Linked DNA regions of Homo sapiens: region 1 is linked to region 2. A link is a loop called in an ENCODE intact Hi-C map of the cell type or tissue named here. Cell type or tissue: sigmoid colon. All regions are shown on one strand. Links, peaks and the distances in the headings refer to the core of each region. The heading gives the core; the rest is flanking DNA. Region 1 holds the start of LINC02704 (long intergenic non-protein coding RNA 2704). Region 2 overlaps CD82 (CD82 molecule).

Region 1 (16,331 bases), core at 4,717-12,716, 74 kb after region 2:
CCTTGCAAAGCCTGAGACCAGGCAGGAGCAGCCCTTACAACTGTGCCTGATAAGGATCAGCAGATGGCAGTGACCACTGGTCTTTTTATGATTATTAATGTCATAGCTAACCCCTGCCTGCACAAGGACACTGCGTGGCTTAAGTGAAGAAGGCAGGACTCACAGGGCATATGTTCCAGCATCTAGTCCCACATTTTATCTGCTTCCAGGGCCCCAGGATGAGAGCTTAGCCCTGTCCACCCTGAGGGCCTGTTAATGCCATTAGTTCTGCCGGCCTCAATCCCCTCCCACCTCACTCAACACCTCCCTCTCCAGAGCTCCATCAGGCCGCCCGTCTGCTTCTCCCATCAGGGCTGCCGCACGTGCTGCCCTCTTTGGGGTGGGGGTAGTCAATCCCACTTCAGGTGATGAGTGGGGAGCTGCAGCAGGCCCTGGGCTGGGGGCTAGGGAAGGGGCCCCGAGTTGGGAGCTGGGGAGGGCAGGGAGTGCATGGGGGGTAGGGGCTCTGCCCGGATGCCCCTGTTCAGGGTCTGCCCTTGGTTCTGAGCCAGTGCCAAGTCTCAAGCTCTCACCTGGACTGGGCAGACGTTGGGATGGGGTTGCCTGAGTGGAGACTGAGGTGGGGGGATATAAAAGAGTTAAAATCTTTTCCCCCACAACCTACCAGCCTCCTCCCCTGCTTCCCCCAGCCTGAGGGTGTGAGATCCCAAGATGCAGAAACCAGGTGTCTGCACCAGCTCCACAGCATGTGCTGGGCCTGCAAAAGAAGTTGCCTCACAGTCCTCCAACCTGAGAGGGCTTCCCACAGGGGAAGGCTGAGAGGCGGGCAGATCTGAGTTCAATTCCCGGCCCTACTGCAGCATGTTCTGCTGCACTAGGCCTTGACTTCCTTGTCTATAAATTGGGCATCACAAAAGGCCCACAGGACTCCTGTCAGGATGTCAGGATGTGTGACGATGCTGAGTGGTGCACACGGTGCGTGCTTCACTCACGTGGGGCCGCCTTTGCATACCTGCGCCGCACAAACCACGTTAATGGAAAACGAAACCAAATCACAATCCCCCACCAGCTGGGCTTCTCTGTAAATTAACTGTCCTCGTTCTCCCTGACCCCTCAGTCCTTGTCCCCACTGGGATATAATGCTTACAGTGTTGCAGTGTGACCTAGGGCCAGGGCTGCTGTCTAGATGTGTTTCCTACTTACCCTCATATCACAATGTTTTCTCTGCACTGCAGGCTTCATTCGTTGTTTTTGATCCAGTACGAAACTTCTGAATGCCCCAATGCATGAGGCCCTAGGTTACCCTCTTGAACATCCACTCACAGCTTTTCTTTTCCAAGAGCTCCAACAAGTTCCAGAGGTGTTTTTTGTTTGTTTTCTCTCCCTTTGTCTCTGAATTCTATTAATCATGATCCCTTATTCACGCCATCCTCTTGCCATAGGTTCATAAACGGTTCTCCTCTGTTTATTTATATAAATAAACACCCAAGACCTGGTCATCCAACACAAGAATCAGAACATTAACCAGCACTTGCATCTGTCTGTGGGCTTCTTCCCTGTCTGACCATCAGCCTCCCCTACCCAAGGAAGCCACTATCCTGAAGCTTTCTGTAGGTCACATGATCATCCCTAAACAAATCACTGTGGCCTGGGGGACAGAACAGGCTGATTGGCCAGGTCTGGATCAGGTGATCATACTTGGAGTCAGGGCCTGGGGTAGAATTAGCCCCATGCAATGCACGTGGGTGGAGGGGAGTGAGGGTTGGGTGGTTTCCCAAAGGCAATCTGAAGGGCCAGGGAAAACAAGAGCCATCAACCGCACTTTGTCCCAGGCTCAGTGTCACTTGAACCAAGTCTTCCCACAGCACCACAGGGCTCAGGCTTGCCCTGCTGACCCCCAAGGCCTGGACCTGAAGCTCCTGGAAGAACAAGAGTTGATGAGAAAGGACATTCTCACTTCCTCCCACGGTCTGGAGCCACAGGCTGGAATCTCCAGCCCCACCTCAGCTGAAGGAGTGGGGAAAGGAGGCTGTCTCTGGGGGACTCGTAGAGGGCAGGGCAGCAGGCTGGGGTGGACAGGGTCCTGCTGTTTGACTCCTCCTGCTCCTCCTCCTCATTATTATCATGTCCTCAGGGCATGACCCAGGTCATCTCATTTAGTCTTCCCATGGTTTTATGTGGAGGGTCATTATTATCCCCCTCTCAGAGCTGAAGCTTCCAAGGCTGGCTAGTGAGAGACTGGCATGTGTTTACCCAGCAAAGCGGGGTCAAGCAGAGCCGTAGAGTCCTAGAGCCAGGTGGCCCTGTGGGACTGGCTTAACCCTTACGTTGGGGAACCCAGAGCCCAGACAGGTTAGATTCCCTGTCCCAGGGCCTACAGTGAGTGATGGCTCATAGCCTGACTCCTAATTCAGGGCCTGCTCCATGAAGCCAGATGAACCCAGGTGTGAGACCCGGCTTCTCCCCTTCTGATTACTTAAAGTCTGTGTCCCTCGGTGACCTCGTCCGCAAAAGAGGATGGCAATGGGCCCCACGTGGGAGCTTACCGTGAGGTTAATCACGTTCTCACCTGCAAGGTGCTCAGCATAGTGACTGGCACATGGCGAAGGCTCACGAGTGAGGGCCCTTTTCAAGATCATCATTTAGCCCCATGTTTCTCCACCTGCAACACGGGAAGAAGAGAGGCTCAAGTCATCTAAGGGGTGCGGCCATGCTTCAGAAAAATGTAATATTGAAATAGTCCCAGAGAGGTAGTACAATGTGGTGATTAAGAACGCAGACCCTGGGACCGGCCGAGGTTCCAGTCCCCACTCTGCCATGTATAAGCTGAGCTTTCTTGAGCAAATTCCTTAACTTTTCCATGTCTCAGTTTCCTCATCTACATAATGGGGTTAATAACAGTTGCTGTCTCCTGGAGTTGTTGTGAAGATTAAACAAGTTAGCCTCTGAGTGAAGTGCTCTGAACAACACCAGGATATGGCTAAGGACTTTGTAAGTATTCACTGTTACCAAAAATGCTGGTTATTAGCTGTCACTTTGGACAACCAATCATAGTTATAGAAATAAAATAGAATGTAAATGTTGTTAATCTTCCCAATATGAAATAAAATCACATAGTCAACAAACATTCGGGACTGATTGTTAATTTCCTCACCTTTTATGGAGAGTCACTAGTAGACAGTGCCTAGAGTGGATAAATGAAGAAACAGAAATGTATTTTTTAAATTAATTGATTGATTGATTTTGAGACAAGGTCCCTCTCTGTCACCCAGGTTGGAGTGTAGTAGCATGATCATAGCTCACTGCAGCCTCAACCTCCTGGGCTCAAGCAATACTCTCATCTCAGCCTCTCGAGTAGCTGGGACTACAGGCGAGTGCTACCATGCCTGGCTAATTTTTGTATTTTTTTTTTTTAGAGACAAGGTCTTTTGATGTTGCCCAGGCAGGTTTCAAACTCCTGGGCTCAGGCAATCCTCCTGCCTCGGCCTCCCAAAATGCTGGGACTACAGGCGTGAGCCACCAAGCTCAGCCAGAAATGTATTTTCTATGATTTAGTGTGAAAAAAAAAAAAAAAAACACACAAGCTGGGCACAGTGATGCGTGCCTGAGGTCCCAGCTACCTGGGAGGCTGAGGTGGGAGGAGGACTGCTTGAGCCCAGGAATTCAAGTCCAGCCTGGACAACATGGCAAGACCCTGTCACTTAAAAATTTTTTTTAAATAAATAACAATGAAAAACAAACTTGGAGTGTTTAGGAGAACAGAGAAACTTACTTTTTATTATTTTTTAACCATATGCATAGGTTCGTTCCATGAGAAAAGTTTTTAACAAATTGAAAACAAATAAATGACGGTAAGTCATTTATAAATCAGTAACAGTTCAAAGAAAGCACTTGCTCTCTATGTTAGTAAGAAACAGGAGATGGAACAGAGAAGTCCACACGCCTACTCCAATTAGAGTTCTTTGGGCAGCAAGCATGTATTACTTATAACGAGAAAATATGTAAATGAAATAAACTTGAAGCAAATGTGATGATTTTGATTCCCAGCAGGCAGGAATATGACACCTAGAATCACACTGTCCCTTCCTCTCACTCCTGACCAGGCCTGGGCGGGAATTCCACTCCTATTATCGAATGTTGCAAAAATCCCAGAGCCGCCTGGATCTAATCCTGGCTGGGCCTTCATATCCAGGTGGGCCTCCAAAGCAGGGATGAAGTTGCCCTGAGCAGCTTCCCAACCCAGCAAGAAGCCAACTGGCTGCTGGAGCCAAGAAAGGCTTGTGCTTAGCTCGCTTCATAGAAGGTCCTAGAACCGGGAGCAGATAGTTCCAGGCAGTCCCAAGCATTAGCTCACCTGTGAGTGGTAATAAAAGGGGCATTAGAGAGCTTCTTTCACCAACCTGTATCCATTCATTCACTCACCCATCAAATGTGTGTTAAGTCCCTAGCAATAGTGTCTAAATTCTCACCACTTCATAAATACTCTGCAACCCTGCTTCCAGATCCTCACATGCCTGACACCTTCTTTCTATGTGGATGGTGCATAACATTCCCATTAATATTCTGAAATAAACCCCATGGATGTTGTAACCTACCTACAGGCACGATTTTTAAAAATAACCATATACAATGTCCTATCTGTAACATAAATAGGAAATATAAAGAATGTCCCGTAAAATAAAAACTGTACTTGAACAAGTAAGCACTCAGGCCCAGCTGCTCTGGAAGACATAGGAAGCAGTCAGGGGCTTGCAGCCTGCGCAGGACCACCATCAAGGGGACAGCTACAGATGTACAGGAACGTGGGGCACTGAGCCGAGAAGCCAACGTTCTAATCATGTCACTGTCAGATGCACGTTTCCAAAATTGTGAGCAGTTCTTGGCATGTTCTGAATAAAACTAAATATAGAGTTCTCTTCTCTTGTTTTTGTCTTTAGTTGCATCCTTGAAAATTCAGTATATATTCAAAGTGTGGAAAAATGCTTTATATTTACATGTAAAGCAGAGCTAAAGTCTAGACTCACATAATGATAAACATATTTTCTTCCCTACATGAATGTCCAGCAGGGCGTGTGAAAGTCACGTGGCTTGTGGGGACAGTTCCTCACTGGGCTGCATGATCCCACTTTTTTTTTTTTTTTTGAGACAGTCTCACTCACCCAGACTGGAGTGCAGTGGTGCGATCTCAGCTCACTGCAACCTCCGCCTCCTGGGTTCAAGCGATGATCTGCCTCCTGGGTTCAAGCGATTCTCTGCCTCCTGAGTAGCTGGGACTACAGGTGCGTGCCAACATGCCAGGCTAATTTTTGTGTTTTTCGTAGAGACGGGGGTTTCACCATGTTGGCCAGGCTGGTCTCAAACTCCTGACCTCAGGTGATCCACCCACCTCGGCCTCCCAAAGACCATCTCCCTCTTAACTAATCACCTGCCTTCCCAGACCCACCACCTGCTCAGTTTAGTGGTACTCCCCACCTGACCTTATCTTTGTGACAATCGAAAATGCCCCCCATTCATTTCCAAATCATCCCTGGGGGCAGTGCCACTCAACTGAATGTGTCGTTTAATCATCTCAACAATCTGATATAAGAGGTACTAACATTATCCCCTTTTTACAGATGAGGTGAAATGGCTGAGCCAGGACCCTCACCGGAAGTTGTCTTAAGTCCACGCAGTCTGCTATACTTCCTTCCCGCGTGTCCATTGGGCCTGCAGTGGCACTGGGGACCCAAATATGAGAAAGGCATCCCAGCTGGGGGTTGCCAATGCATAGACCCCCCTGTCTATACAGCATGGCGCAGATTCAGACAGAGGAACATATGGCATGCTGGGATATGCAGCAGAGGAGTGAGCAGAGAGCAAGAGCACCACAGCTAAGCCTGGGGTAGAGATGGTGGAGGAGCGAGGGAATGGCATTCCAGGCGGGGGAACTGCATGAGCAAAGGCATGGAGGACAAGGCAGCATGAAAGGTTCAGGGTCTGTGAGAGGCAGGGGGTGGTGGTGGGGACATAGGTCTGGACAAGCAGGCTGTGCTGTGATTGTGAAACCAGAGAGGCACGGTCAAGCAGTGTGGTTGGGCTGGGTAGGCAATGGGGAGCCATGGGAGGTTTTTGAGCGGAGTAGCTCCATGAAGGTGTTGGTTTTAGAACAATCCCTGGGAGCAGGGAGGAGAGTGAACTGGGAGGGTGAGGCAAGGGTGTGCCTCCAGTGAGCGTGCGTCTCCACAATCCAGGCCAGGGATGTGGGTGGGAGCAAGACAGCAGAGCCCTTTCAGAGGCAGAATTAGCAGCCTCACAACAAACAGGCTGTGGGTCCAGGGTGAGGAGGAGCCTCGAATGACCTTGGAAAACAGGTAACGGCTGGAGGAGAAACAAATTCAAGCAGACCTGGGATCTGGGTGAAGACATTTTGAATCTGAACTCTTTCCCCAACACTGCATCTCCACTGCTACTTCGTCTGCCCGGAACAGTCACCCTCGGCTTTAAGTATGGCTGGGGCTCCTGCTAAATGTCCCCTCTTGAGAGAGCCTGCCTGACCTCCCTGTCTACAGTAGCTGTCACCTCCTTATTTCCCATCCAAGCTCTCTACTTATTCCTGTTGCAACAGCCATCATTGGTAACTTGACCTGCTAGTTTTCTGTTTCCTAAAATAGAGCCAGGATCTGTCCTATTTTTGGTCTCTTCCGTAGCCACACTGTGTGTGGCACATAGTACCTGCTTGAAAACATTTGTTGAATGAATAAATTGAGAGAGAAGGACATCAAGGGAGAAATGCTCAGTGAGTACTCAGAAATGCCCCTGCTGCCTGAAACCCCCTATTTGAGTCTCTCTCCTTTGATGCCAGTCTTCCTGGTCTTCTGTAAAGTAATCGAGAAGGTCATTAGTCCTCTCTGAGCCACCTAGCTAGGAAGGGGTATGTCAGGCTCCTAGTGCAAGCCAGGGGTAGAGATTGGGGGTCTCCGTGGACCTTTCCCCCACTCTCTGTAAGAGGATGGTAGGAGGGAGATCCTTCCATCTCTGCTGTGTGTGTGTGTGTGTGTGTGTGTGTGTGTGTGTGTGTATGCTGGGGCTGTTAGGGGTGGGAGTGGAGGGAGGAGGAGGCAGCCTGGAGCCGAGTCCTTCCTGGAAGCCAGAGGCAGGATGCCAGAGGCATGTGTTCCCCAGCAATCCCCAGGCCCAGGGGAGGGAGCGCCAGACCTGAGCTCAGCAGGTTGGAGATGCACCCTCCAGCCCACCCCCACCCTGCCCTGCAAGAGGTCCTGCAGGCCTGGCCAGCACCCTCTTTCTCTCCCTACAGCGCTCCTCAAGGAACTGTCTGGCCTTAATAAAAGAAGTGAAACCTCCTCAGTCATGTTGTGACTTCCAGCGTCTCCCTTAATTCCCACACTAGCCCTGGGAGATGTGCATTGCCACGGGCCCTATTTCACAGATGGGAAAACCAAGACTGAGGGAGACTGTGGCTCATCCAGGGATGCAGAGCCAGGCACAGACAAATCTCATGCTCTTAGCCATGCCATACGCCATCATCTCCACCCCAGCCCTACACCTGGAGCCCCTACACCTGGATACCCCACATGTAGATGCCCCATGCCTGGGCATTCAACATACCTGGATACTCCATGCCTGGGCATCCCAGGCCTGGGTGCCCCACATCTGGGCATCTCACACTGGCAATGGGAACAGGCTGAATGGGGGCCCCTGCCCTGGAGACCCTGACAGCCCTGCTCCCAGAATCACTAACACTTGCAGGAGGGCCTGCGTTTTTATTTCTGTCTCCTTGGGCAGGAAACATGGCCAGGAGAGAGATAAGGAGGAAAGAAAGGAGGGGCAGGCTTCTCTGGAGCCAGGGCTGCTGCCTCCCCCTCCACACACAGGGCAGAAGAATAGAAGGAAGTGGCCAGAGAAAGGCAAGTGTCTGAGTCGGGGGGTAGGGGATGTGGGGCAGGGAGGTTATCATCTACAAATAACCCTATCTCCAGGACCCCCAGGAGAGGATCAGAAGGGGCTGAGGCCAGAGGGTCTGGGCTGTGTGGCTGAGGGGGTGGACAGGGGTCATCAGTGTCTGCCTGGGAGATGATCAAAGGGCCACACAGAGGACAAGGACATGACCCAGGACCCTCCCCTCTGCCTGCTGCTCTGACCCTGCAGTTGGCCAAGCAGGTTGTGCAATGACCCACCTGCCCATTGGATCAGTCCTCCCCGAATCCATCCAAACCTTCGTTCCCCCACCCACTCATCCATCCATCTACTCCTCCTGCCTCCCTGCCTCTGAGCCTTCCATTCTCTGTTCCTTCTGCCCACCACATCTACCTTTCCTCTTCTCCTTCTTTCCACTGCATCTACCTTTCCTCTTCACCTTCCTGACTCATTCTTCAGGTCCCAGCTTAGAAACAACATTCTCCGGGAAGCCTTCTCAAACACCCCCACAAAATCCAGTGTAAGGAACATGGCCCATGGCCTCCCACAGCCCTGGTCTTCTCTTTCTATGATACTTATGACAACGACAATTTCATACTCACATCCATTTCCCCTGCTACCTGAGGTAGCTGATAATTCTTCAGCACCCAGAACAGTGCCTGGCATACACTAGGTGCTCAATAAGTTCATCTGGCATCTTTACTTTCTTATCTGTGTCTCTTCTCTCTTCCCTGTCTCTCTTTCCCTTTTCAAGGTTTCCTGAACACCTACCTGAGCCAGGTTGGTGTTTGCCACTGCCCTTGAGGCTGGCAGAGCTAGCATGGGAGTAGATGAGGCAGTGGAGTGGATGGATATCCTACCCACAAATCATATGACCAAAGGTAGAGAGAGACTGCATTCTGTTTGGGGTAAGGGAGGAGGAAGAACTGAGAGTGGGCTTCTCGGGGGAGATGGCACTTGGGCAGTGGAGATGGCAGTGGAGATGGGCAGTGGAGATGGCTGAGGGGTAGGCTCAGGAGTCACACAGGGAAGCACAGGCAGCTTTAGGGAGTGGGAGGTGTAGGGAGGAAGTCTCCCTGAAGAGAGGGGGCAGAGTGAGAGTGATGCAGTAATAGCAGTATCGAAGTAGTGGCAGGGAAAGAGAGATGTGGGGGTGAGGCAGGGAGGGAGGGAGAGAGAGAAAGAAACAGAGATAGAAACAGCAGAGAGATGAGGGAGAGCTAGACAACACGGCAATGTGACAGAGAGAGAGAGCAGGACACCAAGAGACCCCATCGCATGCCCAGGGTGTGTGCTGGTGGAGGCCAGAGGACAGTCCAGGTGCCTGGCTATGGTGTGTCCTGCCTTTGAGAGAGTGGCAGGCCCTAGGCAGGGGTTGGGGGGGCCTGGCTGCTAATCTCCAAGAGAAATGGTCATGGCCATAGGCCTTAATGGAGTCGATGACTCACAGTGTGTGGGGGGGTGGGGAGGTGGGGTGGGGATGGGTCCCATGCCAACAGCTATGCAGGAGACAGCTCTGGCTTTGAGGATGAAACTCTGTAGCCAGGGCCAGTGCCTGGGGCCTGCTTGCTGTCTGGATGCCTCCAACATCGAGAGGCTGCCTTTGAAGGAGAGGCCTGGCCGAGCCCAACTCCTAGCCTCTGGCTGGGCTGTGTCCTCTTCCCGTCCTTCAACCTCTTCCTCTCCTGGACTGGGAGGGGTAATCTGGGGCCTTCCAGAGGTGGCCAGGAAATGGGAAGGAGGGTGCAGCACCAGTTTTGGGGCCCCTCTAAGGGTGAAACTGGGGTGCAAAACATGGGATCTGCCATGACATGGACATCAGGATGACTAAGAGGCCCTGGAATGTGGGGAGCAAAGCGAAAGGCCCAGGGATGTTCCTGTCCTCAGAGCAAACTGTTTGAGCCTGGCCTTTCTGGACCTAGATCTTAGCAAACCCTAGGCATTGTTCAGGCTCAGAGTCCAGGTAGAGCAGACTTGTCATCTGCCCTCTGGGAGGGCTTAATTATTAAAATTAAAACAGCTACCATTTATTCAGAACTCACTTGGGGCCAGGCATGGAGCTACGTACTTTACACAAAACACTGTGTTTGTCCCCAGTGACTGTCAGTTGCAGGCACAAGTATCACCCCTGTATTAGTTATCTATTGCTGTGTAACAAATCACCCCAAAGCTTAGTAGCTTAAGACAGCACTCATTTATTGTCTCACAACTTCTGTGGGTGAGAAACCTGGGCATGACTTAACAGGGTCCTCTACTTCAGTGTCTCTCACAAGGCTGCAATCAAGTCGTCTGCAAGGGCTGTGGTCTCATCTGAAGGCTTGAATGGGAAAAGATCTCTTTCTCAGCTTAGTCAGTGGTTGTTGGCAGAATTCAGTTATCTCTGGGCTGTGGCCAGAGGCTGCTGTTAACTCTTCATCACGTGGGCCTCTCCCCCACACACACTTGCTTTTTCAAAGTCCACAAGCAGAAGGTGGTAGAGTCTGCTAGCAAGGTGGAACTCACAATCTTTTGTAACGTAAGCAGATACAAAGTAACATCCTCAACATTGCTGTATTCTATTGATTAGAAGTAAGTTAGTGACTCAGTGGAGAGGATTACAAAAGGCCATGAACACCAGGAGGCAGGGTCACTGGGACCATCTTAGAGGTTGTCAGCCATGCCTCCATTTGATAGATGCAGAAACAGAACCATGAGAAGTTAATCATTCAAGGTCACAGCTAATGAGTGGCAGGGCCAAGATTTGGACATGGGTCTGTGGGACTTCCAATCTGTAGCAATGCAGAGCCCAGGCTCTGGTAACAGACTGGCTCCACCCCTTACCAGTGATTGATCTTGGGCTAGTTAGTTACCACTTGAAGCCTCAGTTTCTTCTTCCATAAAATGAGGATAACAATCATAATGATAGAAAATCTCACGTAGCACTTACTTTGTGCCAGGTACTCTTCATGTAAGTCTTTTTATGAATGAGCTCACTTGATTCTTACAAGCACCTGTAAGTATGAGCCCTCCCATTCTGCCCACCCTAAATCATACCATGAGATTTCCTTTTTTTGAGGGGGGAGGGGAACGAAGTTTTGCTCTTGTTGTCCAGGCTGGAGTGCAATGGCACGATCTCAGCTCACTGCAACCTCTGCCTCCTGGGTTCAAGCGATTATCCTGCCTCAGCGTCCCGAGTAGCTAGGATTACAGGTATGCGCCATCAAACCCAGCTGATTTTTGTATTTTTAGCAGAGGTGGTGTTTCCCCATGTTGGTCAGGCTTGTCTCAAACTCCTGACCTCAGGTGATCCACCTGCTTTGGCATCCCAAAGTGCTGGGATTACAGGCATGAGCCACCGCGCCTGGCCCAACATTTCCTTTTGAAAACTGTCCAGTGGTTTCCCTTCCCACTAGAAGTAAAAGCCAAAGTCTTTTGCTCCTTGCTCACTCCTTTCCAGCCACTCTGGCTTCTGGCTGTGAATTGTCCTCCCGGGGCTCTTGTGTGTGTAGTTCCCACAGCCTGGAGCCCAGTCCTGCAGCTGGGGCTCCCTCCTCACTTCCTGCGGCCTCTGCTCAAGTGTCATCTCTTAGAGGGCCCTGGGTCCCCCTGTTTAAATACCACTCCCCCTCCCATTTTCTTTATTTTCCCCCTTTGTTTTTTCCCCTCCTGTTTTCTTTTTCTTTTTTTCTTTTCTTTTCTTCATTTTTCTTTGAGACAGGGTCTCACTCTGTCACCCAGGCTGGAGTGCAGTGGCACAATCACAGCTCACTGCAGCCTCAACCTCCTGGGCTCAGGTCCTCCCATCTCAGCCTCCTGGGTAGCTGGGACTACAGGCGTGCATGCACCACCATGCCTGGCTAATTTTTTAAGAAAAATATATTTTCTGTAGAGACAAAGTCTTGCTATGTTGCCCAGGCTGGTCTGGAACTCCTGGGCCCAAGTGATCCTCTCACCTTGGCCTCCCAAAGTTCTGGGATTACAGGCATGGGTCACTGCACCTGGCCCCCGCTCCCATTTTCTATCCCCTTACCCCGCTTCTCTTTTCATCACAGTGCTGACGTTATATGATATCAGTTTTGGTTTCTTCATTGTCTGTCCCCCTCAATAGATTATGAACACAAGGACAGAGGCATTGTTTGTTCCACCGAATCACTAGTACCCAGAATAGTGCTGGCCTACCCCAAGGCACTCAATAAATATTTGCTGAATGAATGATTGGATGAATGCTAGCTTTTGGTCATTGAGGGTAAGGCCGTGAAAAGCACCTCTGACCCTTCAGTCCAGCCTGGCTGCACCTCTTCCTCCACTCCTTGCCTTCTCCCTCTAAGAAACTGAGGTGAGGAGGAATTCTGGGTTCTTGGGAATCACTGAAAAGAAGCTACCCCACTGTCGCTCAGAGCAAAGATATAGCCTGGCCCTGAAGGGAAGGAACTGCTCTGGTACCTTCCATCCATCAGTCCTGGCTGCCATCCACTGAATTTAAACAATTTGGTTAGATAGAGCAGTTATGTCCATTTCCAGCCGGGCACGGTGGCTCACACCTGTAATCCCAGCACTTTGGGAGGCTGAGGCAGGCAGATCACCTGAGGTTAGGAGTTCAAGACCAGCCTGGCCAACATGGCAAAACCCCATCTCTACTAAAAATACAAAAATTAGCAGGCACAGTGGCGCGAGCCTGTAATCCCAGCTACTTGGGAGGCTGAGGCAGGAAAATCGCTTGAACCCGGGAGACGGAAATTGCAGTGAGCCAAGGTCGTGCCACTGCACTCCAGCCTGGGTGACAGAGTGAGATTCCATCTCATAAATAAATAAGTCCATTTCCATTGTAGTGGCAGAGAATGCAACAATTAAAAAACATAAATGTGAATTCAAATGCCAACACAAATACTAATAGCTCATGTTTATTGAGCTATTACTAGGTGTGAGGGGCTGAATTCTCTCCTCCCCAAATTCATGCTGAAGTCTTAACCTCCAGTACCTCTGAATTTGACTGTATTTGGAGTTAAGGTCTTTAAAGAGATAATACATTAAAATGAGTCCACTAGGATGGGTCCTTATCCGATATGACTTATGTTCTTAGAAGAAGAGACTGGGACATGGACCCGCACAGAGGAAAGACTGTGTGAAAGCATGGCATGGAGACAACTGTCTACAAGCCAAGGAGAGAGGCAGCAGAAGAAACAAACCCTGCTCACACCTTGATCTCAGACTTCTGGCCTCCAGATCTGTGACGATGGAAATGTCTGTTGTTTAAGCCAGCCAGGCTGTGGGACTTGGTCAGAGCAGCTCTAGCAAGCTCAGACACCAAGCATGATGCCAGGCTGCGTGTGCAAATCTGGCCAATGAGGTACAAAGGCAGTACTAATGAGGTTTTCCTCTCTCTTATAAAGAAGCAGGTTGGATGTGGTGACTCATGCCTGTAATCCCTATGCTTTGGGAGGCCGAGGCAGGAGGACTTCTTGAACTCAGGAGTTTGAGGCCAGCCTGAGTAACATAGGAAGACCCTGTTTCTACTAAAAATTAAAAAAATCAGTCCAGCATGGTGGCGCATGCCTGTAGTCCCAGCTACTTGGGAGGCTAGGAAGTGGGAGAAGCATTTGAGCCTAGGAGACTGAGGCTGCAGTGAGCTATGATGGCACCACTGCACCCCAGCCTGAGTGACAAAGTGAGACCCAGTCTGAAAGAAAAAAAACAAAGGGAAGAGTCCCACTCTTTGAAGGCCTATGAACATTGTTGTTTGAGTATGCTCTGCCTGGAGCTGCTGCAGCCATTTTGCCACCATGAGGCAAGCAAACATGGATACACAGAAAGATGAAAGGTACCTGGGTCCTCGATGCCTCTGCTGAACTGTGAATTACCCACCCTAGTTCTGGACTTTTATTTATATGAGAAAATGGAAATTCGTTGCTTTTTAGGCCACTTTGAGTTGGGCTTTTTGTTACCTGCCTCTACACCAGTGTGGCACCCCAGTGACAAAGGCAGTCCCTAGTCATACCCCAAGGCCCTGAGAAGTGGAGTGACCTGTCTCACATTATACAGCATATGAATGGGGTTCTGAGACTCAGGCCTCATCTTTCTACTCCAAAGTTCAAGTTCTCTGGGCTGTTTCAAGCTGCCTTGGCCCTGAAATTTTGGATGGGACAAGACCCCTGGAATCTGAAACCACTTGGCCTCCCACATTGCCATGGGAAGCAAGGAGGACTCCGAGCATGGAACCAAGGCCAAGGGGTGGACATTTAGTGGGAGCAATCATGGACTCAGGGAGAGGCAGGGCTTGCTCAGAGTCAGGGGCAGCAGACCACAGAGGAGGCTGCCAGGGGAGGCTGTGAGCCTCAACTTCCTCCCCTACACATCGGAAATGATAATAGCGCCTACCTCTTTGGCTTGCTGTGAGGATTAAATGAGAAAATGCAAAATGCCTAGAGCAGTATCTGGCCCATAGTGAGTAGTCATAGGTCTTAGTTTGTACTATTACTTTGTGACATCAGCCTGTTTCCGTTTTGTCCTCCAGTCCCCAGCTGGGGCCCTGCCTCCTTCCACCTGAAGCAGCAGCATGAGTGGAAAATTGGCTTTGGGAATCTCTGAGTCCTTCCATTATAGGAATTTGTCCGGGTAGCAGAGCAGCTCTGTGATGTTGTGTATTGAAACCCAAGAGCCCCGCCGGCACGACTGGAATTCAGGAGAAGGGTCCCTCGGGATTCCCTGCACAGCCTGCCAGGCCCACCCACGCTCTCCTCACTGTGTCAGCCTGGCTGAACTCGGAGGGCTGGACTGTGATTAGAGGAGCTGTGGTTCCAGACGACGGTCACCCTCTTAGCTACTGTGTATCCAGCACCACTGTGTACTTCATTTCATTCACCCACTCAGTCCTCCTGAGCGGTAGGTATCCTGTCCCTGAAGAAGAAACTGAGGTTCAGAGTGGCGAGGTCAGTTTTCCACAGTAAGCGGCGGAACTGTGATCTGCACTCAGACCTGTCCAGAGGGAAAGCTTGTGCTTTGTCCACTCTCAAGCACACAGAAAAGTGTCACTTCATCCCACCCAAGCTAAACCCAATTGAGAATCAAAATCACGAATTGGTCACCAAAGACTGTGGTTAATTTAGAGACCACTACGTGTGAAGTGCTGTGCCAAGCACTGTGCTCTGATATCCCTCTTGGGGTTTCACAGTTTATCTTACCACAGTAAAGGCTCTGAGAAGTCCTGCTATAAAGAAGCCCCTTTAACGTTGAGTCACTACCAGCTTCCTGCTTGGTAGAGTTCTGTTTTCCAAGAATCCCATTCACACCCCTTGCACAGAACATGCTTTTGAAAAAGGTCAGTCTAGAGAATGGGAATGCTGGGGAGAATCCTTCCAGGACCTTCAGAACAAACCCATGCAGACGATGCGACTTCCTGCCCAGAGGGGCACAGAGATAGCTGAGAACAGAAAGGGAGGGACTCCAGACTTGAAGTTTCAAAAGGGCAGGAAGTACTCAGGTACCTGGATGATAGATCTGGGGATTGCGTGTGGGTAGATGGATAAAGAATGATCTCCACCCACACCTCCAGCCAGAAGGAATTATTCAGACTGTGGAGGGGGAGAAGGGAGAGGATGTGGCCAGGGAGAGGGGTCAGGGAGCCCAGAGGATGCAGCAGGACTGGCTGTAAGGATTCAATGCTGGAAATGGAAAGCACTGTATGAATTTTAAGCAGCAAATGAATTAAAACTGAAAATTAGATGGTTGCAAAACTGTGGGAGGGCTGGAGAAGGGCAGTCAGGGGCAGCCCCTGGACTTTGGTTTGGAAGGTCATGCCTGTTGATATGACTCAGATGTGCGGAAGCTGCTGCTGCCACTGGAATTGCCACATACCTGTGAACCTGGTGAGCAGATGCTAGGGCCGCTCCAGCTGCAGCTCGGTGGCTACCACCTCTCTTCCTCCTTCCCCACCTCATGGGGGCATGTTTACCTATAGAACCTCATTCATAGCCCAGATCCTAGCTGCAAAGGAGTCTGGGAAAGATGACTGCTTAGCTTTCCAACTTCCCTCTGACAGAATAAGATTCTTAACCTGGGAGTGAGTGTCCCAGAGGCCAGGAGAGCACTCAGGGCCCCTCCAAGAACCTGCCTCGACATTCAACAGTAGGCCAAACCCTAGGGGCTTGCTTGTATTAGTCTGTTTTCATGCTGCTGATAAAGATATACCTGAGACTGGGTAATTTATTTAAAAAATAAAAAAGAAGTTTAATGGACTCACTGTTCCATGTGCCTGGGGACCGAGTGTAGTAGGAGAGAAAATCAGAGAGGAGATGGGGGCAGCTAGCAGGTGGATCATGCAGGGCCCTTGCACCTTGCATAGACTTTGACTTTGACTCAGCATGAGACACTGCCATCGCAGAGTTTCAAGCTGAAGAATGAAGTGACGTGACCAACATTTTAACAGGCTCACTCTGAGTAGT
Region 2 (16,331 bases), core at 4,705-12,704:
ACAATTATATTGAAGGCAGTGGGAGAGGGGAGAGGGTGGGTTTTACCTGATATTAAGGGGTGGCACCCCTTCCCCAGGCCTGATGCAGGTCCATCTAGACAGCTCAGATTAGCCTAGGCCATGCCCTAGGGACACGGCCTAGGGGAGCTGGGCTGGAGGGGGTCTGCCTGGGTAAGGGGATCTGGCTTGGCCCTGAGCTGCTTAGGGACAGGTGAGTCCTTGGGGGCATGGCACAGAGCTGGTCCTGTATTCTCCAGGGTCCGGAGCTGGCCAGGGGCGGGGAGGAGGAGGATGGCTTCTCCTGGGAGAAGGTGGGCTGGCCTTTCTTGGCAAGCGGTCCTCTGGCCCCTGGGGAGTGGGGTGGGTGAGGCTGTGCCTTGTAGGGGGAGAGGGGAGGGGGCTTTGTGTGCACCATTCTGTAAAACACACTCAAGATTCTAAGACTATTAAAGAGGATTTATAACAGTCTAGTCTGGAATGGTAGGGATGCTGCTTCCTGGGGCAGGGGAGGACCCAGGGCAGAGGGTGTGAGCAGAGTGGCTGGGTCTGCTGGAGACTGCTGGACCCCTCACTGCTCTGCCCTCCCCGCAGGCATCTGCTTCTGCAGCCTGAACCTTAGGACCGTGATGGGCCAGGCTCTGATGGGCCTGCCTGCATGCCGGGGTGCCTGGAGTTTGATTTGGTGCTAAGAGAGGTATAGATTGTACCTCTCAATTCCTGCTTCTGAAACTAGGGTATGGGTGCCCCCAGAAGCTGCACAAAAGTGGGCTGGTGATGGGGGACAGGGAAGCCACAGGATAAACTTGGCATCGCTTTCTAGAGCATCCGTTTCTGCAAAGATTTGTGGAAGGAAACATTTTCATACTAAAGAAATGTGATGGAGTAAGATGTGCAGAATTCAGGGGACTTTTTAAGATGAAATGTGAGACTTTGGGAGGCTGAGGCAGGTGGATCACTTGAGGTCAGGAGTTCGAGTCCAACCTGGCCAACATGGTGAAACCCCATCTCTCCAAAAAATACAGAAATTAGCCGAGTGTGGTGGTGCACGCCTGTAATGCCAGCTACTCAGGAGGCTGAGAAAGGAGAATTGCTTGAACCCGGGGGATGGAGGTTGCAGTGAGCCAAGATTGTGCCACTGCACTTCAGCCTGGGCAACAGAGCGAGAATCTGTCAAAAAAGAAGAAAGGAAGAAAAAGAAAACGACAGAGAGAGAGAGAGAAAAAGAAAAAGAAGCTTGCTCTTACTTGTGCACGGCTCTGACGACTGAGCCCCAGCATGCCCCTTGCCCGGCGTCATGAAGTCCAGAGGGCACTTGCCCCACCTTCTCTCATTTCTGGAGCCAGTGGGGAGGGGAACTCTTGCCTCCCTGCAGTGGGGCCAGGCGGGGCGGCGGCTAGAGTGGTGTTTCAGCAGGGACCACCAGGCGGCGCTGCAGCCTCAGCCTAGGAGCCCGGCAGAGCCCAAAGGTTCCGTGGTTACTCCCAGTTTCGCCAACGCGGGGCCTGCCAGCGTCCCACTCCAGTGGAAGCACTTGTGAAAATGCAGATTCCAAGGCTCAAGGATTCTGGCGCTGCAGATCTAGGGTGGGGACAAGGAATCTGCCTATTTGCACCCCTTTGCGTTGATTCCGGAAGATTTTCAGACCTGGAGTAATGTCTGTCCCAAGCCACGTGATGACCTCTCAGCGAATGTGGCAGCTGAGGAGGTGTCAGCGGTGGGGTCGGCTGTGGGTCCCTCTGTGGCCTTGGTCGCCTCCCTCTGGGATGGGGGCAGGAGAGGAAAATGTCGATGGTTCCACCTGGCCTGACTTCCCTGGCCCCCCACAGCTTCCACCCTCAGGAAGGGTAGCAGAGAGCTGTTGGGTGTCTTTTCATAAATGCTTTCTCACTGGGAGCAAGGGGACCTGAGTTTGAGTCCAGCTGCATCTCCATCTTCCTGTGCGACACGGGGCCTGGCAGGCTGAGGGTGGGCTCAAAGCTGTTTGCAAAATAGAGGACTGAGAAAACGTCAGAAGTTAGCGAAGGGGTGGGCTGCTTCCTCTGACACGTCCATCCTGCCCAGAGCTCACAGCTGGAAGGGGCCAGAGCCAGGATTTGAACCCCACGTATCTGACTTCAAAGACCATCCTCCTGGCTCCACTGGCTCCTGCCCTTCCAGATTTCCCAGAACAGCCCCAGGACGTGTGTAGTGTGAGGCTCTGACCCTCGCTTTTGTGAAATCTGGTCACTGTGAGCTCTGAGCCTGCTGGGTTCCTCATTTCAACCTCCTGGGGAGCACCCAGTTTCAGCAACCCACTTACTCCCAGCCTGTGAGGTTTTGGGAGGGAGGGAACATAGACCCATGTCTAACACTCAGAATCGTCCCTGCAGCCACTAATCTGTCCCATGCCCATCTGGGGCTTCCACACCTTCCAGCTGCCCTCCCTGGGCCCTCTGTGGGCTGCCATCTCTCCTGCCAAGGGCCCTGACAGGCCCAAAGGACTGGCACATGGGTACCATGTGGAGGAGAGTACAAGGGTGCTCCTTGGCAGTGCCCACCCACAGCTCCCTGGGGCAGCCAGGAAGAATGGCTGGAGCAAAGGGTTGCTCTTTGGGCTCCCGTGGGAGGTTAGAGACAGTGCCTAGGATGTGTTCAGGGAGCTGGACTTTGGGGGGCACTGATTGGCATGGCCACTGACCAATAGGTATGGAAGTCAGGCCTGAGCTGGAATGGGATCCTTACGTATGGATTGGCGGGAGGTGCAGGAGCTCTGAGAGATTGAGCTGGGGGGGAATTTTCAACTGGTGTGGAAATATTTCTCCATTTTATTCATAATAACTGGTATGGCTGGCTGGGTGAGTACTGGTGAATGGCAGCCTGATACATGTGCACATACATGCATGCACTCTCTCACACGCACACACTCGAGGCCCTGAAGGCCCCTGAGGGCTCAGTCCATTCCCAGCTGGGAGGAACCCTAGCTCTTCTTCCCTGAGACTAAGCCATGGGTGGCCCGTAGTGAACAGGGAAAGCCAAGTGTCTTCCTGCCTGGCCTTCCCGGGCCTACACTGCAGAGCCCCCTCTGCCGCTGATCACCATCCTGTCTCCTAGCAGAGCTGCCTCCAGCCTCTGCCCCAGATGATCTTCCAGGTGAGCAGGTCCCCCAGGCTGAGAGCAGCCGGGTGGAGGGGCACACTGGTGACGCTGGAGCATCTAGCCAACAGGCATCTCCTGGGCCAGCGCTCCCATCGCCTTTCTCCCCTGCAGAAGGACAGAGACCCAGGTTGCTACGCTGCCTCGGGGCAAATGTCTGGCTGTTCTCTGGGGTCTTTAGAGGCTGTAGGCTAAGGTTTATTCATTTATTCATTCATTCATCCCATGAATACTTAATGGCACAGACTATTTGTGAAGCACAGTTCTAGGATCTTAGGAACACAGCAGTGAACACACACAAACCCCCTGCCCACATGGCACCTGCATTCTGATGAGTGTAGAGACTCTTGCACACAACTGATGCACCAGGACACACGTGCACACACAGCACACGCATGCACACAGCACACCCTGCCACACGTACACAGGTACGTACCAGCACACACTGCCGACTGCTGACAGCACAGTCTGAGCCAAGTGCTGCTGTGGGATCCCTGGGGCCCATCCAAGGCCCCTTCCTGTGGAAGGAAGTAGAATGAACAGCGCGTCGAACAAACAGGAAAGTAGGAGGAAGTGCTCATCGCCCCTGCCACAGTGCAGGAATCAGCCATTGCCCTGGCAATCCCCTTCCCAACTGAAATCAAATAGAATCAGAGCAGCTGCCACTGGACGTGACAGGCTGTGCAACTTCACCTCTCTTAGTCTTATCGGGAAAATGGGGACTCTCATTCCTCACTCCCAGTGCTGTTGTGGGAGCCAAATGCGGTCACGTACACAGTGAGCTCATTCCCCAAGCAGCCCATTCCAGGACTGGCCCCAGCTTCAAGGGGAGGTTTCCCATCCTCTGGGGGATACCTTCCCTGAGTAGGAATGAGGCCCACGGGAGGACTTTGGGCCTTGGTGCCTCCGGGGCAGGGATGGCTGATTGGCCCAAGGGGCTGGGGCTGGGGCAGGTAAGACCTGTACTCAGCCTCTTGCCTAGTGGGAAGGTGAGCAGGTAGGAGGGCCATTAGAGGACATCTGAGCTGTGAGCACCCCGGCCCCCAGCTGTCCCATCTGACATCATTTCCCCAGCACCTGCCTTCTGAGCAAGGGGAATGTCAGGCCCAGAGCCAAGTGCCTCTCCCCAAGTGACCTCAGATGCTTTAAGCAGTAGCCCCTGGGATAGGAGTGGGCTTCCTGCAGGATGCTGGGGGCAGAGGGGCGGCCAGCCAGAACAGCTGGGAGTGCAGAGGGGCTGTGTGGAGGTGGGGAGTGGAAGGAGAGAGCTGGAGAGTCTCCAGCAGCCTCTTGGAGGACTGAGTGGGCGGGAAGGGATGTTAGTGGCAGCTGATAGGAGTGGAGGGGTCCATCCTCTGCCCTTGCATCACACACCTGGGTGAGCCCAGCTTGGGGCTTCCAGGGTGACAGGGGCCCTGTGATCCCAGCACCCAATCCTCTTGGTCCTGGTTCATAGAGGACTCAGGCGCTTGGGGTGGTGTCTGAGTTCTTTCCATGGGGAAGCTGTCGAGGAACCCACTTGGTGGGTCAGTGGGGGTCTGGTAAAATGGAAGGAGAGAGGCCTGTATTAGTCCATTTTCACCCTGCTGATAAAGACATACCCAAGACTGGGCAATTTACAAAAGAAAGGGTTTTAATGGACTCACAGTTCCACGTAGCTGGGGAGGCCTCATAATAATGGAAGAAGGCAAAACGCACGTCTCACATGGTGGTAGACAAGAGAAGACAGAATGAGAGCCAAGCAAAAGGGGTTACCCCTCATAAAACCATCAGATCTCCTGTGACTTATTCACTACCACAAGAACAGTGTGGGAGAAACCGCCCCATGATTCACTTATCTCCCACTGGATCCCTCCCACAACACATGGGAATTATGGGAGTACAATTCAAGATGAGATTTGGGTGGGGACACAGAGCCCAACCATATCAAGGCCCTTCCCCAGAGGGGCAGGCTCTAAACCCAAGGGAGCCCACAGAGGGGAGGAACAGAGTGGGAGTAAGAATAATGCTATGAGCAGGACTGCAGCTGGGGGAGCTAGGAAGATGAGCAGGGCTGACCCTTTGGGGTGAGGTAGGACTCGCAGCAGGCAAAGAGGGAGCAGGGCAGCAAGAGGAAAGTGCAGGCAGCCACTGCGGAGGGCATGGTGGACCCCAGCAGCCATGGGACCCTGTCTCCTTCCCAATCATCATCATCGTCACAGCAGCCACCAAGGATTTAGTATTAAGCTTTAACCCTGACACCCCAACAGTGTAGACACACTTGCTCCCCCCACCCCTTTACAGTGTGGAAACCAAAACTTGGAAAAGCTAAGCTGTTTGCCATAGCCCTGACCAACTACACAATCCAGGAGTCATTCACATTGGATTCACAAATCCACCTTCAGGTCCAGAGTCACAGTGACTGAAGAAACTGGGGTTGGCCCCTGGGGCCTGTGACTCTGTGTGCTTTCCAATAGTTCTCAAGGCCAATGGGAATGAAGACCCCTGGTTCATAAAAAGAGGAGAGGAGTAGGCCTTTTCTAAGGAGGCACAAGTCCACTAAACCCAACTTTTCCTCCATCAATCTATGCAATAAGGATTTATCAGGCACCCACTCTATGCCAGGCACTGTGGAAGGAATCAGGGGTCACCAAGGTAAACAAGTTTGTGGAGCTGACAGTCCAGTTGTGGGGGAGGCACAGGGAAAAAAACACAAAAACAGCAGAAAAAGCGCCCCATGTCAGGGACAGAGAGGACAGCAAAGGTGATCAAGGCCCTGTCTCTACCTGCCAGGAAGTGCACAAGGTAAGACAAGCCGGTCCCCAGGCTGGCTGTTGTCCCTTGATGTCCTCATTGCCCGGGGCACTGTGGAGGCTGCCACTCCACCAGGACATGGAGGAATGAATCCAGTCCCATGGGCTGACTGGCCCAGAGTTCAAGAGGATGCACGGGAACCAATCACAGTGTGAATGCAAATGAGAACCAGGCACCCCCTACCCACAAGGGGAACTGATCTGGGCCTCCTGTCTATGTGGTCAGGAAAACCTTTTCCAAGAGGCCAACGGAAACTATCTGTAGCTTGTGATGATCTAAAATGCCTCGTCAGGGATTGCTTAATGAGTTTATTTAACAGACAGCTGGGGCAGAGGGGTTGTCCAGGTGGGCTGTGTGTATTTCCTTCCTCTGAGGACTGAGCAGGGCAAGGACTCCATCCTGCATCGGTCTATGGGGGATGCAGGTCATCAGACCCCCATGACTCCATGTGTGGGATGCCTGTGCCTGGTCCCATATGGAGTCTGGTTTCCATCTCCTTCAGAAAAGGAATGTGAAGGTGGCAGCCTGGCTGGGACTGGGGAATGGAGAATGGAGTGGGAAAGCCACGTGGGAGAGCAACCAGCTTTCCTGCCAGTGTCACAGGGCAGAGTGAGCATCTAGGGTGGGAGTCATGGCACTGGGAATTGAGGGACTTGGTTCTGTCTCAGATGTCCCCTAATTAGTTGCATGTGGTCATTGTTTGCAAAAATAGTCACATGTATTCCCCTCCCTGTATCTATGCTCTCTGCAACATGACTATACAGCTAGCACCTCTCTGATGGCTGGTCGTGTGACCTTCTTTGGCTAATGGAATGTGGGGGAAAACACAGTGTGTCAATTATAATCCTAAGTCTCAAGGAGTTTTGCACACTTCTCCCCACTTCTTCTCTCTCTCTGCCTCACTCTCTCAAAACCTGCCACTGCCTCATGAAGAAGCCCAAATTAGCCTGCTGGAGCATGAGAGGCAAGTGGGTCAGTACTCCATCATCCCAGATGACAGCCAACTTACCCCCAGAAGCAGAACCACCACCCTACCTGCAGCCAACTTCAGACGCAAGAGAAGACCAGATGAGCCACCTAGCTGAGCCCAACCTAAATGGCTGACACACACACAGAATCATGAGCTAAACAAATGGTGGTTGTTTCGGGCCCTAAATTTGGGGTTAGTTTATTACACAGCAATAGCTAACTGATAGGATAGGTAATCATAATGACAGCTACCATTTGCTGAAGGCCTATTGGACACCAGGCCCAGCACTAAGCACTTGACATACATTGCATGAGTCCCCTGACTCATTTAATCCTCACAATAGCCCTGAGAGTTGGTATTTGGATGCACACTTTATAGATAAGAAAACAGAGGCTCAGAGGAGACATGAGTCTGGTCTAAGGTTGCTGAACAGTAAGAGACAGAGATCAGATGAGAACCTAAAATCTGTCTTCATGGGCTCGGTGTCTGAATCTCCCTTCCAGAGGAGCCTTAATGTCAGAGAGAATCAGCATCACTTGAGAGACTGTAATGTATTCTGCACACGGGAGCTGACATCATTAAGAATGTTCTCAGCCTTCCGTCCCCAAGAATTATGCCCTGTCTCACCCTGTTCTTCTCTCACCCCCAGTCAATGCCTCTAATTCCCTTGGGCTTCTGGAGGGAAAGACAAAAGACACAGATGAAGGGATAATTTATTTCTTTTTGATCCCACCTGCTATTTAATCAGTAAATATTTACAGAGGGCCTGCTATGTGCTAATTTCAGAGTGTTCTGTCTTTCATGACACATTTTCTGGGTCCCTATGGTGTGTTCTCACTCAGCCCATGTAGCACCAACACAAGGGTCATTGGGATTATCCCCACTTTACAGCCGAAAAAACTCTGAGGTTCCAGAGAGGTGAAGTGGCCACCTTGAGGTCACTTAACTATAAGTGACCAAAACAAGATTCAACTCTAGGTTTGGCTGAATTCAGACAGGGTCTCTTCTTGCTCTATCACCACAGCTGTGGCTTTTTTAAAAAAGGGATTTTGAAACTTCCCCTGGGCTCTGTGTCTGGCAGGTAGGGGGCTGGAATGTGGAGAGGAGAAAGGCTAGTGGGGCTGTTGGAAAATGTCCTCTGACTCTCAGAGCTGGCTGGCTCCTGGGCTGGGCATGGTGCTCAGGCTCAAGCTCTGGGTAATGCTGTGAGCTGGCCAAGGAGGTCGCATGTCCTGGAGGGAGGAGAAATAGCCACAGGCTCCAGCCTGCTTCGCTTGTGTCCGCAGCTGACAGCCACAGCCATCGCTCATCCCCACCCGCCCCTCTGCTTAGCTGCTGGACCTCTGCCATCTTCCACCACCAGGCACTGGGCACTGGGCCCTACCCCTCCCCGGCTGCACTGTTTACAAATGGGAAATTCAGGGAGAGTCCACCCAGGCTGTCTTCTCCTCCCAGGGCCATCACGTCTCTGGAGTTGGGGCTTAGCCACAGGTCTCTCAAGGGTCCCAGAGCCCACCCCTGACCCAGGGTTCCTCTTTCAGACTGGAAGCAGGCCCCCACCCAGATGTCCTGACCAGAGTCTAGCTGCATGGAGCCCTCACCGGTGTGTGGGAGCAGGAGGATACAGAGGTGAAAGGCTGAGAGGCCTGGGGGTCTTTTAGGCACTGAGGGAACCCACTATCCTGCAATCACACATGGTTGCCTTCCCCTGGGGCAAGTTGGGTGCTGGAAATATCCCTGCCCTGGAGGCCCTTACTGGCTGAGAAACCTTAGACCAATCACCTGCCTCTCTGGACCTCCGTCTCCTCATCTTGAAACTGAACAGAAATATTCTCAGAGCCACATAACCACACAGACACCAATATGAATTTATTAAGTGTTCAGCAATTTGCACACATGATCTTAGCTATTCCCACAATAACCCTAAGACCTGAATTCTTAGCGAGGTTAAGTAACTTGCCCAGGGTCAGGGTGAGTGAGTGACCACAAAAGGTTTGGACTCAGCAACCCTGACTCCCAGTCCAGGGGCTCAGCCTCGTGGCTACCAGCCTCCTTTCTCAGGGTGGGTCATACCCGCAAATGCACAGACGCCCTGCCCGATTCATGGGCTGCAGGTCAGGTCATGCTCCACACTGGCTTGCTTGATGCCCTGGATGAAGTTGCTGACCCCTGGGGTCTCCTAGTGCCCTAAACTCCTCTGCCATATCTCCATCATCAATGAGCTGTGCTCCTCTGGTTCCTGGAACAATCTCCCTTTTTTCTTCCACCTAACTCCTTCTCCTCCCTCAGATCTGCCTTCAGGGAGCTCCCCAGACCATGGCCCCAATGACAGAGGTGGCCTTGCCCTCCTGCCGCCCTCTCTGTGGGGAGGGCCTCCCCTGTGCAAATGCCTGGTCCAAGGGTTCAAATCCAGACTCTGCCCTCTCTTTTAGTCCCTCCTCTGGGAAATGAGCATAATAATGGTCCCAACCACATAGGGTTGTTTCCAGGACTAAGTGATTTAGCACAGGTTCAGGCTTAGAAAAGCTGTCAGGTTTTTAAAAGATGTCTGGAGTTTAGGCAGTCAGCATGGCCCAGCGTGTAACACACCGTTGTAGGCTTTCCTATGATACAGCCTCTAACAAAATTCGGTGTCCTGAGTCCCTGGCAATAGAATTGTTTACTTTTATGCCAAGATGGTCTGGAAGGCACTGAAATCTGCATGTGGTGTGTGCCCAGGCAGAATCCGCAGTTCTTATGAGGTTGTCTAAAATGAAAACACACATCAGCAAGGCCCATGGTGGTCCCGCACGTGCTGAATGTGTCTGGGAAAGGAGTCGATGTGCTTTCCTTATGGTGGAGCAGGAAATTGTTGGGAAAGTGTTGAAGGCACAACAAGCACAGCGTGTTTAGTTCAGAAAGCTAAAGAAAAACAAAATGAAGCCTTTTTGAGTAATTACAAAAAAGAAAGAAATTCTGTGGATGTGGAGCAAGCTCTCCATGCCCAATGGGCATTTTCCCCCCAAAAGGCGCTCTCCTGATAGTCAATGATCATTGCTGGTTGAAGTCTGTGTCTTCTCTGCTGAACCCTAAGTTCCTCGAGGGCAGGGAGGGCTTCTGGTTCATTCCTTGCCCTGTCCCCAGCTTGGAGCATGTGCCTGGCATATAATGAGCATTTAATGCATATTTGTTGGATAAATGAATGAATGAATATAACGGGCCCCATTGTCAGTAGCAGAATGAAATAATGGGATGCAGAAGAGAACTCAGGCAACATTGAGTTCTTTTAGAGAGGAGTCCCGTACTTGTCTGACCTAATAATCATCTGTGCCTTCTGCTAGAAATCCAGATTCTGGGGCCCCAGCCCTGGAGATTCTTGTTCTTTGGGTCGGGGCGGGGGTGCTCTGGAAATCAGGGCTTTTTTTTTATTTTATTTTGAGACAGAGTTTCGCTCTTCTTGCCCAGTTCTTGCCCAGGCTGGAGGGCAATGGCACCATCTCAGCTCACCACAACCTCCGCCACAACCTCCAGGTTCAAGCAATTCTCCTGCCTCAGCCTCTTGAGTAGCTAGGATTACAAGCATGCACCACCACGCGAGGCTAATTTTGTATTTTTAGTAGAGATGGGGTTTCTCCATGTTGGTCAGGCTGGTCTTGAACTCCCGACCTCAGGTGATCCGCCCACCTCGGCCTCCCAAAGTGCTGGGATTACAGGTGTAACCCACCACACCTGGCCGGAAATCTGGGCTTTTAAAAGTACCTCGGTTGATTCAGATACACGGGCAGTTTGAGAAGTGCTGGCTTAGAGCAAAGCTTGGAGAGGAGAAAAGTGAATATACTGCTTACATGTCTCAGAGGGTTGGGCCGGGGTTCCTCCAGTCTGAGATAGAAGAGAGACCTGGCAGGCTTCCTGAAGGAGGAGGCATGGAGGCAGTGTCGAGGATGGGTGCCAGTCTTCCAGGGAAGGAAGAGGAGAGGTGGAGGGGTGTTGCCACCAGTGGCCCAAAAGGATGGGGCTCCAGCCTCCAACCTCACAATGACCACCTCTAGAAGTTGGAGGAAGGTGGCTGCAGCCCCAGTGTGTGACAAGGGTCCTATGAATCAGGATGCCCCTGGGGGAAAGGACACCCTGAGCATGATGTCCTCTGTCCACTCTGCTTAGGAGGAAATGGGGGGCAGCACTTTCTAAAGGAGGCCCAGTCAGGACAAAACCTCAGGCCTGGGATTAGCCCAGTGGGCCTTGCCTGGAGGTGGCACCTTACGCTCTGGAAGGAGAGCTGCCCCAGCCTAGAAGGGCTGGGGGAAGGAGAAGAAAGAGGGGTCGATGATGGTCAGCAGCATCTGCCATTTCTATCATGATCCAGAGGAGGGGTGGCCAGTCTGGAGTCGCATGGCAGGTATTAGGACTAGAACTCAGTGAGGCCATTTGGAACATACAATGCCCATCTCACTGCCTCCCACCTCCTGAGCACAGGCGGGCCATTTTCCTGTTTTCGGCCCAGCACAGGCGCGGGGAGAGAAGGCAGCAAGAGGGACTTTTTTTTTTTTTTTTTTTTTTTTTGAGACAGAGTTTCACTATTGTTGCCCAGGCTGGAGTGCAATGGCACGATCTCGGCTCACTGCAACCTCCACCTCCCAGGTTCAAGCGATTCTCCTGCCTCAGCCTCCCGAGCAGCTGGGATTACAGGCATGCACCACCATGCCAAGCTAATTTTGTATTTTTAGTAGAGACGAGGTTTCTCCATATTGATCAAGCTGGTCTTGAACTCCCGACCTCAGGTGATCTGCCCGCCTTGGCCTCCCAAAGTGCTAGGATTACAGGCATGAGCCACTTCGCCTGGCCAAGAGGGACATTTTATTGTTACATATTGACTATGAACTTAGGCCTTATGAAGTCCAGCCCCCAGGAAACCTGTTGTAAACTGGGGTCTTTGTTTATGTCTGTGTGCGTGTGCATGTGTGCGTGTGTGTGTGTGTGTCCACATATATGCTGTGGGGGCTCCTGAGTGTGTACAGGGATGTTATTGATTCTTTACTACTGTATCCTGAGTGCCTAGCTCAGTGCCTGGCATGTAATAGGTGCTCAGCAAATGAATGGGTGAGTTCCAGCGTGCCCATATATGTGTTGTCAGATGAAACTCAGATCTGTAGGACCCAGGGAGCCTCCCCAGAGCTCCGGAGAGGGCAGCACTTCCACAACCTTAGAGTTCAGGCTATTTTGGGAGACAGGAAGGATTTGCAATCAGGAGACCGAGAGCCACCCTGGACAGCCAAAGGTGAGCCACATTCGCCAGGCCCTGGAGGAGAGAGAAGGCAGGGGACACAGCAAGTGCCAAGGCTGAGAGGTGTGAGATGGGCAAATCCAGAGCAAAAGGGCACACTGGGGTTAGACTGCAAGAGTCAGCAAAGACGCCAAGATACAGCTTGAGCCGCTGAGTATGCTGAAGCCTGTATTTCCTGGGCTTGGGGACCCTGGGGAAGGAATGCAGCTGGGGGGAAATGAGGGGTCCTATCATGGAATAAGAGCCATGGTGGAAGCTTGGGCCGAGAACAGGCTAATGGCCCGACTGTTGAGGGTATCAGAAGCTCAAGTGACTAGAGAGAAGGAGACGTTTGGTCAAAAGGATTTCTTTGGAGGGAGATCTGGGGATGCTTAGATTTCCAGCCCCTATGAGGGGCTGTTTTGGAAATGCCTGCCCCTCTCATGGCTTGGTTAGAGCGTCCCAGTGGATTATGAGAAGATGGTAACGTGTGTCTCCAGTGAGTTGGGGATGCAGAAGCCTAGACAAAGTTGGCTCCCACCAGGAAAATCTAAAAAGGCCAGCAAGGGGCTGCTATCTGCTAGGAATAAACAGAAGATAGATCTGAGGTGGGATTGGCTGGGATTCCCCAGAGTTCAACAGAGTGCAGAAAACAAGTATATTTTCTGGGGTTCAAACATGGGCCTGGTCTGCCAAGAACTTTGACAAAACACAGCTCTTCCTCCTCCTCCTCTTCAGAATTATGTGGACAAGTAAATCTGGGAAGGGCTACAGCAGAGCATGAGTGTGGGGTGGGCATGGAAAGCCAGGGTTAGAGCGGGCAGCAGCCACCTACAGGATGCCCCTGGCCCACGGTGTGGGAAGTGCAGCCAAAGCCTCCCGGGACAGGAAGGAGGCGTCCAGAAGAATCCACAGAGTCAGCCCTGCCCCCTGCCGGGCCCTGTGAGCAGAAGCCATCCCACAACAGGACCGGTGAGACAAAACCTTTCCTTCCCGACTCCTCTCCCTTCTGGGCTATGCCCTGGCAGCCCCGGAACTGCAAATACAGAGTGAGTGTCCCTTATCCAAAATGTCTGGACCAGAAGTGTTTTAGATTTGGGATATATATATATATATATATTTTAGACAGAGTTTCACTATTGTTGCCCAGGCTGGCGTGCAGCGGCACATTCTCAACTCACTGCAACCTCCACCTCCCAGGTTCAAGTGATTCTCCAGCCTCAGCCTCCCAAGTAGCTGGGATTACAGGCATACGCCATCACGCTCGGCTAATTTTTGTGTTTTTTAGTAAAGATGGGGTTTCACCATGTTGGCCAGGCTGATCTCGAACTCCTAGCCTCAAGTGATCCACCCACCTCAGCTTCCCGAAGTGCTGGGATTACAGGCATTAGCCGCCGTGCCCGGACAAGATCTGGGATATTTTTGGATTTGGGAATATTTACAGATACATGATAGGATATCTTGGGAATGGGACCCAAGCCTTAAACACAAAATTTATTTATGTTTCATATGCATCTTCCACACATAGTCTGGAGGTAATTTCTACACTATTTGAAATAACTTTGTGCATGAAACCAAGTTTGTGCATATTGAACCATCAGAAAGCAGAGGTTAGGTGGAATATTCTACACTCGTAGTGTCATGCCATGGGTACTCAAAAAGTTTTGAATTTTGGAGCATTTCAGATTTTGAATTTTTGAATTAGGGGTGCTCAGTCTGTAGCAACATGCGGGAAGAGGGGCATGGAGCAAGGGCATGTGCAGGGGCAAAGTAGGTCCAAGCCCCTTCTCCAGCTTGCTGCCTGCAGAGGGCAGCAAGGGCAGAAAGAAGGGTTAGCTTTGAACCAAGTTCAAAGATGCAGTTACTACCTCGGACCAGACACTTTTAATGCCAACCTGACTCTGTATTTGCAATTTAAAGTGACCTAAGAATTTTTATCACCTAACCGGGGGCAGAAAACTTGTGGGGCTGCCCGAGTTTTCATCCAGGAATGGGGGGATGAACTTCCACCGGAGAAGGAATCATAAAAAGTAAAAAAAAATAAAAAATAAAAATGTTGGGTGACAAGAATAAAGCTGTTTTCCCTTTCGCCTGATTTTGCTTATCTAATGCACTGGTTTCTGTCATTACGGCTGTGACTCTGTCTCCCCTACTAGAATGTGGGCTCCTGAGGGCGGGTCCCTGTCAGATTTGGCTGTGTCCCTCCAGCATCTGGCCCAAGGCTGGGTATTTGATAAACCTCAGTAGATGCTAATTTTCTCTCTTCTTTCGCTTGACCCTGGGTGTTTATAAGAGGTGGCATCAGGTTCAGAGGGTAGCCCAGGGTCTCACGGATGTGGACAGAGATTTGGCCCATCCTTCATGGCTCCTCCAAGCATCAGTCATGTAAATCAGTCAGGCAGTCCATCTGCCAGTGACGGGACTCAACGGTCAGGCGGTCAGACAGTTGGGCATTGATCAGGGGATGGCTGGCCGCCAGCCTTGCCAGTCAGATGGACAGACAGTCCGAGGATCACTCTGCACTCAATCTGATACAGACACCGCTTTGCAGGGTCCCCTCCCAGCACACCAAGAGTGTCTCTCCTCTCCCAGAGTCCCCCCCTTCCCAGGAGGCCTGGTCTGGGGTGCTCCTGGCAGGGTGCCCGTCCCTGATCACCGACTTGGCAGCCTCCTGGATGCTGGCTCCAGCGATGCCCCTCCTCCTTCCCCTCCCTCCCAAGGTGGGAGCTTCAGGCTCTGCCAAAGCATTACTAAGCCCGGCGGTGACGTCACCCTCCCTGGTCCCACCCCGCCCCCGGCCGGCTTACCCTTCACCCCTGGCTGCCCCTGTGAGAATGACACATCCTGGGTGGGGGAGGGGCTGTGCCCTGGGACCAACATGAAGATCCTCCCCCCACCCCAGGCTTCCTGGTGGGTGGGATCTGGTCTGATGCTTCCCCAGCTGGAGGCTGCTCAGCTCGAGCAGTTATAGTCCTGGAGACCCAGCCAGACGTACCCCAATGCACACTGAGGCTCTTCCCCTCACCAGCAGGGTGGCCCTGGACAAGGGACTTTATCTCTTTCAGCTTCATCTCGGATGATAATAGGACCTGCCTCCGGGGGCGAGTGAGCGGGTGTGAGGCTTCAAAGACACCATGCACCGCAAGCCCCTGCTCCACTTACAAGGGGACCTTCAGTCCATCTCGGTTGCCTGTGGGGTGTTCACTCCGAATTCCTCAAGGTCCATTTCAAAACTAAATGGCTGGTCCTTTGCTGTCAGGGTTAGCTGAAAGACAAGGACTTTTCACCAATGCTGTCAAGCTGTGAGGTCAACACCCATTTCCTGGGATCACAGCAGCCATCCCGCGGTGTGGGGGGCCACGTGGGAGTGGGCCTTGGACCTTGCTGCCCGTGGAAATTCTAAGCACTCCTCCTCACTTTGATTGCAGCGATTTTTCCTCCTCATTGTGGCCAAAGGCGCAATCCCAACTCCCAGCACTGGCTCTTCTCTCTTCTTCCCAAATAAATACCTGAATGGAGGTTTTATTCAGGAACAACCTTGAAATACAACCAGGCCATCAATCTCTATCCCCCAGCACCTGGGGTCTGGAGCCCCAGAATTCAGAATGCTGAAGGTTGGTTGGCTTGGCATTGGGAGGAGGAAAGCCTTCCTCCCATTCCTCCAGGGAGATCAGAAGGCAGCAGGGTCTGCTGTAATCTGCCCTGCCCAAGATCTCTGTCTGATCTCTGGAAGATCACCTGGGCTGCCCCAGCAGGTGCCAATGAACCAACACTTCAAGGGTGTCCCTCAGAACATTAGTCTTGCCAGGTGCTTCACAAAACCCACACCTACACACATCACCACCACCAAAAATCACATAATAGTAGTAAGAGTTATGTGGCTTGCTCAAGGTGGAGGGTCTATAAGAGAATTCCTCATGAAATTGGGATCTTACAGAACTCAATTCCTAGTGTAAGGGTAAAGAATAAATAACTCCAGCCGGGTGTGGTGGCTCACACCTGTAATCCCAGCACTTTGGGAGGCTGAGGTGGGTGGATCACCTGAAGTCAGGAGTTCGAGACCAGCCTGATCAACATAGTGAAACCCCGTCTCTAATAAATATACAAAAAAAAAAAATTAGCTGGGTGTGGTGGTGGTACACGCCTGTAATTCCAGCTATTCGGGAGGCTGAGGCAGGAGAATTGCTTGAGCCCGGG

What was found. Peaks named below come from ENCODE experiments on the same cell type or tissue, not always from the same donor. Only the 100,000 strongest peaks of a DNase experiment are listed, where the experiment ranks them.
Region 1: it touches region 2 in a loop (4-fold over the local background); 12 of 110 quality-filtered maps call a loop at or near these places.

What each region holds. Positions count from the first base shown.
Region 1 is chr11:44,693,652-44,709,982 of GRCh38, forward strand. LINC02704 (long intergenic non-protein coding RNA 2704) reads right to left here and starts at 7,708. Exons shown (of 3, transcript XR_931234.3): 1 at 7,606-7,708; 2 at 2,570-2,662. RefSeq lists enhancers at 14,700-15,899, 15,548-15,842 and a silencer at 15,548-15,842. In sigmoid colon, for the core only: no CTCF peak of the experiment used is centred there; DNase peaks (open chromatin) are centred at 7,139 and 9,480.
Region 2 is chr11:44,619,894-44,636,224 of GRCh38, forward strand. CD82 (CD82 molecule) reads left to right here. Exons shown (of 10, transcript NM_002231.4): 10 at 1-465. It also overlaps the pseudogene RPL34P22. Among named protein-coding and RNA genes, the nearest start is that of CD82-AS1, 23 kb to the left of the region's middle. RefSeq lists enhancers at 8,510-8,569, 15,227-16,015. In sigmoid colon, for the core only: no CTCF peak of the experiment used is centred there; a DNase peak (open chromatin) is centred at 8,248.